Linked DNA regions of Homo sapiens: region 2 is linked to region 1. The links are chromatin contacts, found by POLR2A ChIA-PET in ENCODE. All regions are on one chromosome and are shown on one strand. Each heading gives the region's core, a stretch centred on a gene start or an enhancer-like site at or near the end of the contact. The rest is flanking DNA. Distances are from core to core; before and after follow the strand shown. Region 1 overlaps NCKAP5L (NCK associated protein 5 like). Region 2 overlaps LINC02395 (long intergenic non-protein coding RNA 2395).

Evidence for each region. ChIA-PET counts read pairs that join two places held with the same protein, here RNA polymerase II (POLR2A).
Region 2: POLR2A ChIA-PET joins it to region 1 with 10 read pairs in H1. The contact joins two enhancer-like sites. POLR2A ChIA-PET finds 5 or more read pairs at or near these places in 4 of 52 experiments (Caco-2, H1, WTC11 and 1 more).

What each region holds. Positions count from the first base shown.
Region 1 is chr12:49,817,839-49,825,309 of GRCh38, forward strand. All of the region lies in intron 1 of NCKAP5L (NCK associated protein 5 like), which reads right to left. Among named protein-coding and RNA genes, the nearest start is that of NCKAP5L, 6.8 kb to the right of the region's middle. RefSeq lists an enhancer at 7,107-7,471. Within about 2 kb of position 3,378, at least 5 of the 41 ENCODE cell types and tissues checked have a DNase peak (open chromatin) inside an H3K27ac peak, as active enhancers do.
Region 2 is chr12:49,919,111-49,926,581 of GRCh38, forward strand. LINC02395 (long intergenic non-protein coding RNA 2395) reads left to right here. Exons shown (of 6, transcript NR_110048.1): 2 at 2,816-4,571; 3 at 4,672-5,403; 4 at 5,826-5,977; 5 at 6,152-6,278; 6 at 6,971-7,229. Among named protein-coding and RNA genes, the nearest start is that of LINC02395, 11 kb to the left of the region's middle. Within about 2 kb of position 3,786, at least 4 of the 41 ENCODE cell types and tissues checked have a DNase peak (open chromatin) inside an H3K27ac peak, as active enhancers do.

The DNA.
Region 1 (7,471 bases), core at 2,128-4,627:
CTTAAACCTGGCCGGGCGCAGTGCTCATGCCTATCATCCCAGCACTTTGGGAGGCCAAGGCAGGCAGATCACATGAGGTCAGGAGTTTGAGACCAGCCTGGGCAACATGGTGAAACCTCATCTCTACTAAAAATACAAAAATTAGCTGGGTGTGGTGGCTCATGCCTGTAATTCCAGCTACTTGGGAGGCAGAGGCACAGGAATCTCTTGAACCCAGGAGGTAGTGGAGGTTGTAGTAAGCCGAGATCGCGCTGCTGCACTCTGGCCTGGGTGACACAGCAAGGCTGTGTCTTGGAAAAAAAAAAAAACAAAAAAACCTTAAACCTGACCAGAAACTGTAAAACTACTAGGAGAAAATAAAATACAGGGTAAAAACTCCATGACATTGGTCTGGGCAATGACTTTTTGGATATGACCCCAAAAGCACAGGCAACAAAGGGGATTACATCAAACTAAAAAGCTTCTGCAGAGCAAAGGAAACAGCAGATTAAAGAGACAATCTACAGAATAGGAGAAAATGTTTGTAAACCACACATCTCATTCACTCAGGCTGGAGTGCAGGCTGGTTGCAGTGGTGCAATCAATCATGGCTCACTGCAACCTCAAACTCCTGGGCTCAGCTGATCCTCCCACCTCAGCCTCCTGAGTAGCTGGGACTACAGGCATGCATCACCACGCCCAACTAATTTTTTGGATTTTTTTTGTAGAGACAGACTTTGACCACGTTGCCCAGGCTGGTCTCGAACTCCTGGGCTCAAGCAATCTGCCTGCCTCTCCCTCCCAAAGTGCTGGGATTACAGGCAATGAGCCACCGTGCAGAGCCTGACATTTCTTAAAAGACAGACAAATGGCCAGTGGGTATACGAAAAAATGCTCGATATCACGAATCATCAGGGAAATGTAAATTTAAACCACAATGAGATATTACCTCATACATTTAGAATATTATAAAAAAGACAAATAAGTGTTGGCAAGGATGTGGAGAAAAGGGAACCCTTGTACACCACTGGAGGGAATATAAATTAGTATAGCCACTATGGTAAATAGTATGGAAGTTTCTCAAAAAACTTAAAATAGGCCAGACCCAGTGGCTCACACCTATAATCTTAACACTTTGGGAGGCCAAGGCAGGAGGATCACTTGAGGTCAGGAGTTCAAGACCAGCCTAGACAACACAACAAGACCTTGTATTTAAAAAAAAAAAAAAAAAAAGGCCGGGTGCAGTGGCTCGCGCCTGTAATCCCAGCACTTTGGGAGGCCGAGGTGGGCAGATCACGAGGTCAGGAGATCGAGACCATTCCATCTCTATTAAAACTACAAAAAATTAGCCGGGCGTGGTCGTGGGCACCTGTAGTCCCAGCTACCTGGGAGGCCGAGGCGGGAGAATAGCTTGAACCTGGGAGGTGGAGCTCGCAGTGAGCTGAGATTGCGCCACTGCACTCCAGCCTGGGCAACGGTGCAAGACTCCGCTTCAAAAAAAAAAAAAAAATTAAAAACCCTTAAATAGAACTACCATTAAATCAGGATGTTGAAGAGATATCTGTACTCCCATGTTTATTCATTGTAGTCAAGATATGGAACCAACCTAAGTATCCATCAGTAGATGAATGGATAAAGAAAAGATGCTATATACACATAATAGGACACTATTCAGTCCTAAAAAAGGAGGAAATCCTGTCATTGGTAACAACGTGGATGAATCTGGAGAACATTATGTTACGTGAAATAAGCCAGGCCCAGACAAATACCACGTGATCTCATATGTGGATTCTAAAAAGTTGAATGCATAGAAGCAGAGGATTGCTTGAGCCCAGGAGTTCAAGACCGGCCTGGGCAACATAGCAAGACTCTGCCTCAAGGGAAGAAAAGAAAACAGACATGTGGATAGATAGCTGTACTATGAAGGAAGTTCCATAAGAGGAGTCTTTTGAAGAACTTTAAAAATCAGGAGAGAAATATTAAGCTAAAGCTGAAACCGTTTTTCAGAATTGGAGACATCAAGTGAACAGAAGGTAAAGACAGGTGGGGTTTACATACAACCAAAAGGGAAGGGTGTCATTCCACACAGAAGGAAAGGCAGCAACAGAAGTGAGGAGGCAGAAACCTCTGGGTGTATATGGAACCAGAATGACTCAGTGCAGCTGGATCTAAGGACATTTGAAGGTGATGGTTTCCTGCTTCCCTGGCCCATGCCAATAACTAACTCCTCTCCTATCCCCTGGCCGAATTAGGGAGTTGGCATCTTTTCAATATCCTGGGCATAACCAGAGACACATGCTGGGCCCCACAGGAGGAACCAAGGCAGAGAGGCTCCTGGAGGTGATGGCAGAGCTGACCACTGAAACATCAGCTATTAGTATTTTCTCCCAGGTCTGAGACAATAGGGCCTGGGAGGCTGCACCTGCACGGGGAGGAGTGCTGGGCAGATACCCTTCCAGCTCCTAGTGCCCATCCCCCAAACTTTATCTCCTGGCCTTTTTTTTTTTTTTTTTTTTTGAGATGGAGTTTTGCTCTGTCGCCCAGGCTGGAAGGCAGTGGCGCGATCTCGGCTCACTGCAACCTCCATCTCCCGGGTTCAAGCGATTCTCCTGCCTCAGCCTCCCGAGTAGCTGGGACTACAGGCGCGTGCCATTATGCCTGGCTAATTTTTGTATTTTTAGTAGAGACGGTGTTTCACCGTGTTAGCCAGGATGGTCTCGATCTCCTGACCTTGTGATCCACCCACCTTGGCCTCCCAAAGTGCTGGGATTACAGGCGTGAGCCACTGCACCCAGGCCCCCATCTCCTGGCTTCTTTCTACAAAAAGAATAGGCTCTGGCCAGCCAATATGCCTTCTGCACTCAAGCAACTCCAGTGCTCAGCTAGTGGGCACCATCCAGCCAGAGCCCAGAGGTGACACCCCAAGCTGTCAGCTCTACGCTGGGAGGAGAAAACAGCTCTGGTTCACCCACAAGCCCCCACTGGGCTCTGCTCTTGTTTGTGATCACAAACAGGAGTCAGGCTTTTGGGATTCTGCTCCTGAGATTCATGCAGCCAAACCGCGTGACCCTAGGTGAAGCTGGCACCCCTCTGGGCCTCAGTTTCCTTCCTGTAAAATGGGGGTGAGCCCTCTGACTCTGACTCCTCTCCCCTGCAGGGCACAGGAGAGAAGAATATCCCATCTAGAAAAGGACTGCAGCTGAGGAGCCAGGTCCCTTGTGCGGGGTAAGGGTGGGGTAAGGAGCTCGGCAGGGCCTTCAGGGATAAGCTGCTGGCTTTGATGCTGCCTTGCTCCTTCAAGGCCTGTAGGCTTTCCAGGAAAGCAGTCAGGGAGGAGAAAGGAAGGGACAGCAAAGCCAAGAGTTTTAGCCTTCTTCTAGCCTGGGGGACAGGAAGTGAGGTGCTGTCTACAGAGGAAGTGAGAAGCAAACCCCCATCCCCACCCCCCAACTTCCCCTCAGCCTGGAATGGAAAGAAAGCCTCCAGCTTCAGGAGCCTGCAGGCTCAGAGCTGGGGAAATAGAAGACGATGTGATGCGGGTGGGGGAAGAGAAATGATCAGCACCATCTGGCAGAGAAGGGGGTCTCCTGTCTTGGACACAATAAAACTCAAGGGGCCCAGGACATCCCACAGACTGCGGGAGTGGGGAGAAGAGAAGCCACTCAAGCCAAGTTGAGAAAGCCAGCATTCTAGGCCACATGGTACCCACATCTGCAGTCCTGGCCTGACTCCTGCTCCCAGCATGTGTGCCATGTCATGTGCCTCGGCACGGGCCACCCCCAACACTAGGTGGGGCAGGTCCTTGGAGCACTTGCTCTTATAGCACATGTCCTTTCTTTGCAACCCTTATCACAGCTATAATTATAAAACTGTTTAATTACTTGATTAACGTGGACTTTTTTGATCACCACTGTATCCCTAGAGATTAGCACAGCATCCGGCACACAGTAAATTCTAAATAATCTGCTGGCTGAATGAACAGGCCGCTCATATAGCTTGAGAATTCCTCAGAGGCCGGTTTGACCTGAATCCTGGCATCTGAATGAAGTTTGGTATACAAAGGTGAACAAACACTGCTCATGACTTGGGGCCAACTGGGGAACCCTGGGATGAGTGGTCAAGGCCAGTGCTATGGTCTGAATGTTTGTATCCCCCCAAATCCACATGTTGAAATCCTAATACCCAAGGTAATGCTATTGTGGGGCGGCGGGGCGGTGGTGCTGTGGGAGGTAAATAGGTCATGGAGGTGGAGCCCTCATGAATGGGATTAGTGCTCTTATGAAAAGAGGCCTGGTGAGATTCCTCACCCCTTCCACCATGTGAGGACACAATAAGAAGCCTCTGTCCAGGAATCAGAAAGCTGGCCCTCACCAGACACCAAATCTGCCCTTGCCTTCACCTTGGACTTCCCAGCCTCTAGAGCTGTGAGAAATAAATTTCTGTTGTTTCTAAGCTGCCTAGTTTATGGTATGTTGTTATAGCAGTTCAAACAGACTAAGACAGCCAGAAACAGGAGAGCCGACATAGGCGGCAGGAGAAATCCAGGCACACCCAGGTACTGCTAATAGGTAAGGCAACAAATACAGTAGACATGCTACGCTGTATTTTGGGTAAGAATGAAAAAAAGAATATATATTTGTGTGTATTTGGTATTGTGTAAGGAAACTCAAGGGATATACAAGAAACTAATAAATGATTATGGGGGAGAACGCGATGGAGGTGGGAGTGAGATTTTTTTTTTTTTTTTTTGAGACAGGGTCTCACTGTTGCCTAGGCTGGAGTGCAGTGGCTCAATCTCTGCTCACTGCAACCTCTGCCTCCTGGGTTCAAGTGATCCTCCCACCTCAGGCTCCCCAGTAGCTGGGACTACAGGTTCACACCACCACACCCAGCTAATTTTTATATTTTTTGGTAGAGATGAGGTTTCACCGTCTTAGTCAGGCTGGTCTTGAACTCCTGACCTCAAGTGATCCGCCCACCTTGGCCTCCCACAGTGCTGGGCATGAGCCACCGTGCCCAGCAGAGATTTCAATTTTCAAACTATATTTATAAAACCTGATGAAAAAATAAAACTGCAAAAAATATTAGAAGGAATCCAACTACTCAACAAGTTGATTTCCAAAGCTCCTCCCAGCTGTGGCATCCAACCTCTTCCAGGCCCCTAGGACAAGGGAGCAGGTGAGGTGGCCGGTCAGATGAATGTGGGGGCTCCAATCCAGGGCTGCTGATGCCTTCACATCCTTTCTTCTCCAGCAATCTTGCCCTGGGTTAGCAGAGAGGCCCTCCTAACCCCAGGCTGTGGTGTGAGCATGGTAACACCACTATTCAGAAGTTGGTCAGGGGCACTTCCACCTGGGTAAAAGTTGGGTTTATTCTAGGTCCCTGGGAAGGGGGACAGTCTGGTCAGGGTCAGAGGCAGAGGGCAGGGGGAAGTTTGGGGCAAGTGGGGTAAATGACCCTGGAAGTGCCTGGTGCTGCTGTGGGCAGGTTCTGGGGGTGTCTGAACAGATCCTTGTACAGAAGGGCCGATTACAGCTCCCCCATCAAGCCAGCTGGGAGTGAGGTAAATCAGCCCCTGGGAACTGCAACTGCTGAGAACCCCAGAGCCACACTACGGGAGTTCCAGGGCCCCTCACAGCCCTGCCTAGAAAAACCTTGACCATTGGCCTACCCAGAGTGTCTAAGGGCAGGGGCAATTTCAGGCTGAACTACATGAGAGTGAGGAGACATGCAGACCACAGGTCCTAAGCAGCACCTGTCACTCAAGCCCTGCAGGCAACAGCAGGAGCAGCAGAATGGGGTCTTCTCTCCTTTAAGACATCTATACATTAAAAAAAAAAAGCATAGTGGATATTGGAGAATTCCCAGAGTTCAAGGACCAGCATAAGGTTCACAGTGCTGTGCCTGACTGGGCTCTTCTCAGCAGCTGCTGGTGCTGGGTTTTAGAAATCAGTAATAACAGCAACAATAATTCACCTTAATAACAGCCTGGCCTCTTTCATCTGCCTAACTCCCAGAGCTGGGAAAATGGTAATGATTGAGCAGATGCCACACCCCAGTGGTGATGCATGATTAATCCAGGAACACTGGCTGGGAAACTGAGGCCCAAGGAGAAGGATTTCCCCTCACAGAGAACTACAGACACAGGCGCCGAGGGCTGCTGGGCGGTGGGGGGTGAGGGTGCCAGTTCCATATCTGCAGTGTTTTGGGAAGGTGCTGAAGACAGGGGTACTCGTTCCAGAGTCCTCCAGACTTGGGTTTGGGGAGAAGGTGAAGAAAGACCCAGATATGTGTCCCAAGCTCCCTCCTAGGCTGCAGCAGGGCCTGGTGAGTAGCCTTAGCTGGGAGTCAAGGCCTCTGTTCTTAAGCCCATGCCCCACCCTCCCAGAGTGTCACAAAGCAGGCTGACAGCTGCCTCAGGCACCTCCACATCTATACAGTGTGCCCAGGCACCACAGGGTAAGTGAGTGCTCAGCCCTCCGAACAGCCCCACGCCACAGGCACAGTCCATGAAGTGGGAGTGGGGAGCACCTTACAGCCAGGTAGGCAGATCAGATCAAGAAGAGTCAAGAAATGGGGAAGACTGCTTCTTGGGGACCCCAGCCCATCTCTGAAGCCCCCTTGCATCCTTGGTATTGATCCTAAAATAAAGAGATCCTTCCTACAGCAAGGCCTGTCTGGCCAGTGCCGTAGAAACCTGCAGAGGAGGTCCAGTTGGCGTCTGCCCTCCAAGAGGGCAGAGGACGGTGGGCAAAGCATCCTAAGAGACCAACGACCTTTTCCCACTGTGTCCCCGGAGGGAACCAGTAGAGACTCAAACTAGGAGAGAAGGATAAACAAAGATGGAGGCATTGCATATGCAGGTCCATCCACGGCCTGCTGCGTGCCTGGTACTGTGACAGATGCCGGGACAGACAAAATCTAAGCTCCTGAGAAACCACAAGGGCCAAGACAGGCAGCAACCAATGACCTTAGCCTCCAACCCTCCAGGTCAGTGTCTGGGGGAAAATATTATGGGTCTTGTTCTCAGGGATTTGAAGCTGCTTTTCCTCGGTATGTTACAAAGCTGACCAGAGCCCCTGGAGGGTCCTGCGATAACACTCTGACTCTCCAAGGGCCCAGCTTTCTGCTATCTCAGGTTCAAGAACTGGCCCTCTCTGCCTTAAATCCAGCCAGGCTACCTCATGCATAAAACATTAACGCAGAATGGGACCATGTAAAACTACACAGCAGAATCAGGAGTCCTGCCTCTGACACTCACCACCGCATGAATCACTTCCCCCTCTGGACTTCAGTTTCCCCATTTTTAACATGAGGGCGTTGGACTAGACTGTCTCTAGGATTCCTTCCAGCCTATGCTCTGTGTTGTTTTGATGTAGTGGCAGATCCCAGATTGATTTACATAAATTTGCATGTTCAATCAGAAATCCCAAACTCCAAGTATAGAAAATCCAATCAGTCCATTAATGCAGCCAGACTGGGGCTCGGGGAA
Region 2 (7,471 bases), core at 2,536-5,035, 100 kb after region 1:
TTAATATTAAATACTTAGTCACTGTTCCAATTCTCCAGTTTTCTCATTTACACAATTGTTCAAATTAGGATTCAGATAAAGTCCATATACTGTATTGCAAATGATTAATGCTTCTTAAGCCTCTCTCTCTCTTTTTTGTTTCTTTTCATGCCTGGCTTAATTTTTTCATTTTTTGTAGAGACGTGGTCTTGCTATGTTGCCCAGGCTGGTCTCAAACTCCTGGCCTCAAGCGATCCTCCCACCTCAGCCTCCCAAAGCACTGGGATTACAGGCATGAGCCACTGTGCCTTAAGGCTCTTTTATTTATTTATTTATTTTTGAGATAGGATCTCACTCTGTCACCCAGGCTGGAGTGCAGTGGCGGGATCTTGGCTCACTGCAACCTCTGCCTCCCAGGTTCAAGCAATTATTGTGCCTCAGCCTCCCAAGTAGCTGGGATCACGGATGTGCACCACCATGTCCAGCTAATTTTTGTGTTTTTAGTAGAGACGGGGTTTCACCATGTTTGCCAGGTTGGTCTCAAACTCCTGACATCATGTGATCTGCCTGCCTCAGGCTCCCAAAGTGCTGGGATCACAGGCGTGAGCCACCGCGCCCGGCCTTAAGTCTCTTTTAAATTATAGGTCCCCTTTTTCTCTTTTTCCACCCTTACAATGTATTTGTTGAGGAAACCAGGTCATTTTTGCTGTAGAATTTCCCAGAGTCTGGAGTTTGATTGCATCCCTAAATCTAGAGGCTTGAAAATCCTATAGTTTTCAAAATAATGAGCGAGTTCCCTAGCATCTCTGAAAGTGATCATTAATTTTTATCATAAACTTATGGATTTACATACATTTGAAATGTTTCAACACATTGCCATTATAGTTAGGGTATTTTGTTTTTCTTTTTTGTCTAGATGGAGTCTTGCTCTGTCATCCAGGCTGGAGTACAATGGCGCAATCTCGGCTCACTGCAACCTCTGCCTCCTGGGTTCAAGCAATTCTCCTGCCTCAGCCTCCCGAGTAGCTGAGATTACAGGCACCCGCCACCACACCCGGCTAACTTTTTGTATTTTTAGTAGAGACGGGGTTTCACCATGTTGCCCAGGCTGGTCTCGAACTCCTGACCTCATGATCTGCCCACCTCGGCCTCCCAAAGTGCTGGAATTACAGCTGTGAGCCATTGCGCCCAGCCAGTTAGGATATTTTTTAAAAATTGTTTTTCCAGCTTAAGTTTAGGGAGTAAGGGTGATTACAAGGGACAACATAGAAAAATTGAGAGAACTCTGGCTTTGGAGGCAAACAACCCGTGGGTGGAATCCTGGCTCCACCACTTACAAGCTGGATGGCTTTGGTCAAGTTACTTCACTTCTCTTTCCTTCTATTTCCCCACCCCCCGATAAGGAAATGATTAATAATAACTAACATTTCCTGAGTGCTTACTGTCTTCCAGGCATCGTGCTCAGCGTCTTAAAGACATGATGGCAATTTAATCCTCCTATCAGTTCAGTGAAGCAGGAGTCGTTATTATTGTCCCCACTTTAGAGATGAGGAAGAAACTGAAGCACAGGTGGTTGAGCAATTTGTCCAAGGTTACACACCTAGAAAGGGGCGCGGCAGGGACCTGAACCGGGGCAGTCTGACTCCACAGCCCACTGTCCTCTAGCGGTTGTTGTGGAGAAGAGAGAGGGTGATGGTGATGCCCTCCTGCAGGCCCTGATAGATGGGAAGACCAGGCCAGAAGGTGAGCAGGGCCGTCCCTGGCACTTCCCCTCAGGGATGGAGCACAGTCAAGCCTGGCGTGTGGGGGGTGCAACCCCTATTGCAGCTGCAGTCTCTCCCCTTCCCCAGACTCCCCCCTCACCTGCTGTGACCCAGACCCTTGCATAAGAACACAGCTGTTCTTGGTGAGTTCTGTTTCCATTGCCATTATGGTTCTCCTCCTAATTGTTTCATTAATCAGAAAGGGCTGATCAATGCTGGGAGGCCAAGGTGGGAGGATTGCTTAAGGCCAGGAGTTCAGCCTGGGCAACGTAGTGAGACCCTTCACCTCTACCCCCGCCTCTACCAAAAATTAAATAAATACAATTAGCTAGGCGTGGTGGCACATGCCTGTGGTTCCAGCTACTCAGGAGGCTGAGGAGGGAGGATTGCTTGAACCCAGGAGGTCAGGGCTGCAGTGAGCTGTGTTCTTACCACTGCACTCCAGCTTGTGTGACAGAGCAAAATCCTCTTGTAGTTGTGGGTGGGGGGGCGGTAGGCAGGGTGCAGGGAAAGAGAGAGAGAAGGAAGGAAGGAAGGGAGAAAGAGAGAGACAGAGAAAAAGAAAGAAGAAAGGAAAAGAAAGAAAGAAGAAAGGAAAGAAAGAAAGAGACGGAGAGAGGAAAGAAGGAAGGAAAAAAAGGAAGGAAGGAAGGAAAGAGGGAGAGAGAGAAACAGAGAAAAAGAAAGAAGAAAAAGAAAGAAAGAAAGAAAGAAAGAAAAAGAAAGAAAGAAAGGAAAAGAAAAGAAAGGAAAAGGAAGGAAGGCGGGAGGAAAGAAGGAAAAAAGGAAGGGAGGGAGGGAGGGAAAGAGAGAGAAAGGGCTGACTGCAGGAAATCTCCCCATCCCCATGCTTCTCCAGAATCAGCTGGCCTGGGGGGTCCTTGGGTCACCTTAGAGGGCAGAGATCCTGAGTGCAGTTGGGCAGAGTGAGGTATTGATAGGAACACTAAGGATAGTACTAACAGTCATCATTTACACCTCGTGTGTGCCAGGAAGGGGCCAGGTCCCACATGATCTCAGTTCATCTTTACAACACCCTGAAGGATGGTCTTGTTATCTTCTCCATTTTGCAGATGAGGAAACTGAGGCTGAGAGGGTAGAGAACTTTGCCTGAGGTCACTCAGCAGGTAGGTGGTGGAGCCAGGGGTGTAACCCGGGCTGCGGGCCTCCACATCAGATACAGACAGAACAGGAAGGTGTTGCAGAGGCTGGCGATGCTGCGATTCTCTGGGTAGCAAAGGGAGGGGACATTCCCAGCAGAAGGAACGGTTTGTGTAAAGGTGTGGAGGTGTGATACGGTGTGGCCTGTTCAGGGTGGTGACTAACAGTGGCCAGAGTGAAGGGTGTGTAGAGAGGAGTGCCAGCAGATGAGGCAAGGGGCTGGGGACTGGGGCCAAGGTGGAAGAACTTCAGGTTCCAGGCCAAGGAAATGAACTTTGTCCTTGGGTAGAGGGGTGCCACAGGAGGCATTGAACAAGAGTGCAACCTTGGGTTTGTATGGTGAGCCTCCAGCAATACCTTGGCAGGTGGGATCCTCATGTCCACCCCGGGTGCCAGCCACATTTTACAGGCTGGGAAACAGAATGGTTATGAGACCGGCTCAGACCACACAGCAATAGACAACTGGCCCCAAGCCAGTTCTCTCGTTGTCACAGGACGTTGCTTCGAAACTCAGGTCATAGTGAGAAAGGCAGGGGCATCCTTCCGTTCCTCACTTCTCCAGCCCTGTGCCTGCTCAGCTCACTGGAGAACGTGAAATGAAGATCAACTGGACCGAGGCCCAGGCATATCTGCTCACCAAGAATAAGACAGAAAACAATAAAAGCAAATCATGGAGCTCCAGCTATGTGCTAGGCACTGGGCTGGGAGGAAACTAAACAGAGAACAACAGTGCCAGGCACTCTCTCTGATAATGAGTGTTCTGGACTGAGGGTCCCCCAGACTGGCCTAGGAGGTGCTGTCCAATCCGCCTGAAGAGCTGGAATGGGCTCCAAGTGGAGAGAACTGTGGGATTGCTGGCTCAGCCCCCAACTATGCAGTGACCTTGGACGGAGCGGGCCCTCTGGGAGCCTTGGCAAGCCAGTTGCTAAGAGGGGAGACTGCACCAGAGAAGGGATTTTTAATATATGAAACCTTGGGGAGCTCCTCAAGCTGACTCGGGAGGTCTGGGGTAGGGACTCTGATTGGGGTGTTTTGACAAGTTCCACCGGAAACTCGGAAAGCACACCTGGTTAGAAATAACTAGATGATCAAGGTCCTTCCAGATTCAGTTCAACAAATTCAACACAACACATGTTTACTGAGCACACACCATGCCAGGTGCCATTCTGCAATGTTAGGATACATCAGTGAGCAAAATAACAAAAAGTTCTAGAAGTTAGAGATACTGTGGACAGGGGAAAGCGGTGCTAGGCAAGGTGGTGAGGAGGGCAGGGATGTGGCAGTTCCAGGACTCAGCAGGATGGGCAGGGCTGGCCTTGTTGAGAAGGAGACTGGAAAAAGCAAGGGAGCCAACTGAGTGACATTTGGGGGAAGAGCATTCCAAGCAGTCAACAGCAAGAGCAAAGGCCCTGACAGGGAGCACGCAGGCAGGGTGGCCAGCGTGGCTGGAGCGGAGTGGCCAAGGGCTGGGGTGGGGTGAGGGGCAGGGGCCAGCTGTGGAATGCTGCTCCTACGTGCTAGTGTTCTAAGACTCATTCAGCACTGCCCTGAGTATCTTGACTCTGAACCTGTCCCTGCCCTGACCCCTTCCCCAATCAACTTTAATTTTAGGGACCCACCCATCACAGTAAATGCCAGCACTGCTGATGCCAAAACAATGTTATTTGTGTAAGTATGTGTTTTGTATTTTACCGCCTTAATCCTGTCTTCAACCTCTCCTCTTCTGTCCCACCCAAGTATCTGCCCTTCCTTTCTTGACTCCTTCCAGAGGCCCTCGGAATTTGTGACCTGAAGGAAGAAGAGCAGGGCCGTGGGAAGTATGTAACCAGTGTCATGCCCCTGGTCCCAAGGAAGCAGTGGCTTGGTAAAGAGGGGACCCCCGTCAATAACTCCCTGTAATTACTGGGCACCCACTCTGAGCTCCTCAGTGGAATCCTAAGGTTAATAAGACTGTCTCTAGCCACTGGGGCTCCCAGCCTGGAGTGAGGTAAGAGGAGTGGAGCCGGCTGGGGAGGGAGACGAACACATACACAGAAGATTCAGACACACTTGCAATGTATTGCTGGGGATTCTCCAGCATTGGCATGATGGAGAGGGTGGAGAATCATTTGACCGCCTCCGCCTAGGATTGCAGAGTTCAGCTGGCCATCATCCACCAGCCGGGGGACTGTGCACATCAGTTAACCTCTCCTCTCAGGCCTTGAAAAGCACCAGGCTTAGTACACGTTTGTTAAATGAATGCACTGCAGTTTTTTTGCTTGTTAAAGGCAGGTAATAATAATGATATTGCTGACTAAGGGCTCCCATCCACTCCCAGTGAGCCCGGTGCCCCCCCGGGCCTCCTCAGTGAGCTGAGGAGGCTCAGCAGTGCCTGCACGTCCCCTCGCCACAATGTCATGTGCCACCTCTTCAAAGGAGGGATGTACCAGCTAGTGGACGTGACCTTGACTGCAAAGGGCGGCACGCAGCTGATGTAATGGTCGCTTAAGTGTTCACAAATGTAAGTCATTACTATTATAAGTGGTGGGTGATCAAGTGGCTAGGGGTGCCATCTTTAGCAAATAAAAATATAGGACGCACAGTTAAATTTGAATTTCAGATAAGAATTTCTTAGCATAAGTATGCCCTATGCAATATTTGGGACACATTTATATCAAAAAAAACTCAATATTTATCTGAAATTCAAATGTAACTGTGTGTCCTAGATTTTATCTGGCAGCCTTATTGATGGTGGCTTATTGACTGGCTGGGAATGACAGGGGTGTAGGCCAGGAAATGGCTCTGTGAAGGCTGCCTAGAACTGAATCGAACATGAGGATGAGTCAGTGTCAAGACTCCCAGTGGGGCCATCGGATCATTACTGCATGATCGTCTTAAGCCTTTGTTAGTGAATCCCTCAGACTCACGCCTTCTTCTCTCCAGGCCTGAACACCCTGTCCTACCTGGTCCTACCTGGATGCTGGCCTCAGTAAGCTCCTGGGCTCATTGAAGATGAACCTAGCAGTAGTATTTACACCACTTGTTGTGTGCCCACTGTGGGCCCGGCGCCATGCCGAGTGCTCTATGGATGTGAGGTAATGAAGCTGCATGGGTGGGATTCAAATGCAGGGTGGTCTGACCCCAGGGCCAAGATCTCTTTCTATTGCACCATGCTATGGCCTGATCAAAGACTCAAGCATCTAGGACAGAGAAAGAGGGAGCAGGAGGGGACACAGAATATCCTAAAGTGGCCTCCTACTGTGTCCCAGGCACTGTGTTAGGATTCACTGAGTTGTCACAAAAATCCTGCAAAGTTCATTCTCGAGGACGCTCTGGAATTTAAATACCTTGCCAAGATCATACAGATTAAGTGGTGGAGCAGGGATTTGAACGGAGGTCTGTCTCACTGCAAAGCCCAAGTAATTTTGCCCCCTTTTGTGTGTATGCATCCTGGGATGATGTGTGCATGCATGTGTGTGTGTATGCGTGTGTGCGTGCATGTGTGCATGTGTGTGTGTATATGCGTGCATGTGTGTGTATGTGTGTGTGCATGTGTGTGCATGCGTGCATGTGTGTGTGTATCGTGCATGTGTGCATATGCGTGCATGTGTGTGTGTGTGTGTGCATGTGTGTGTTCCTACAGTCACATCCCACCTTCGGAGTGGCGCTTTCCGGTCCTACCCAGCCCTTCCTCTCTTGGGATGGGTCTAGGGCCTTGGAGGTGATTAGACTCTAGTGGTGCTGGCACAGGGCTGGCTTTCTCAGCATATTTCAGGGGACTGTGTCCTCTGCCTGCTGTCCCCCAATCAGTAGCTTCTCTTGGGACTTGCCCTCCCCTGCCAGGGCTAAGGTCTGGTTGGTTCCCAGGCCCCTGGGCCTTGGACAGGGGAGCTGGGGGGTGAGGGGTGGTGGATGGTGGGAGAGGGCAGGACCGGCAAAGAAGAGACTGACAAATACCATGGATGTCTCATTTTCAGTTCCTGCTCTGTCACTCCCACACACTTGCTCTCTGCAATCCCTAGAATCAAACAGTATTCAAACTGGAAGAGGCCTTAGAAAATAACTGGTCTTCTCTACTCATTCTACAGAGAAACGGAGGCCCAGAAAGCAGAAATGATGTGTTAAGATCACTCATCAAGCTGATGGTACAGAGGTTAGAGCCTCTGCTCCCTGCTCTACCTCTTTCCCTTACTCCACATCCATGCCTGTCTCTTCCAATGGGTCGGCATCCACCCTGACACATTAAAGCCAAAAGGAACCTTAAGCTAGGGAAGGGGCTCCAGAACTTTAGTGAAAGATTCAAACATGTCCACTCAACTCAATGGAGAAAATACAATATTCAATCAATGGTGTTGGGATGCCTGGAATATTGTTGGAGAGGGATCATAAAAATGGAACCAAAACAATTCCATTTGGGTCAAAGATTTAAGTGTCATAAAGCCATGTAAATTCTATAAGGAAGTATGGGTAAATTGATTTACATTTTGGAATAGGAAAGTCTTTCTTTTTTTCCAACTTTTATTTTAGATTTGGGGGATATATGTGCAGGTTTGTTATAAGGCTATACTGCAGGATGCTGGGATTTGGGG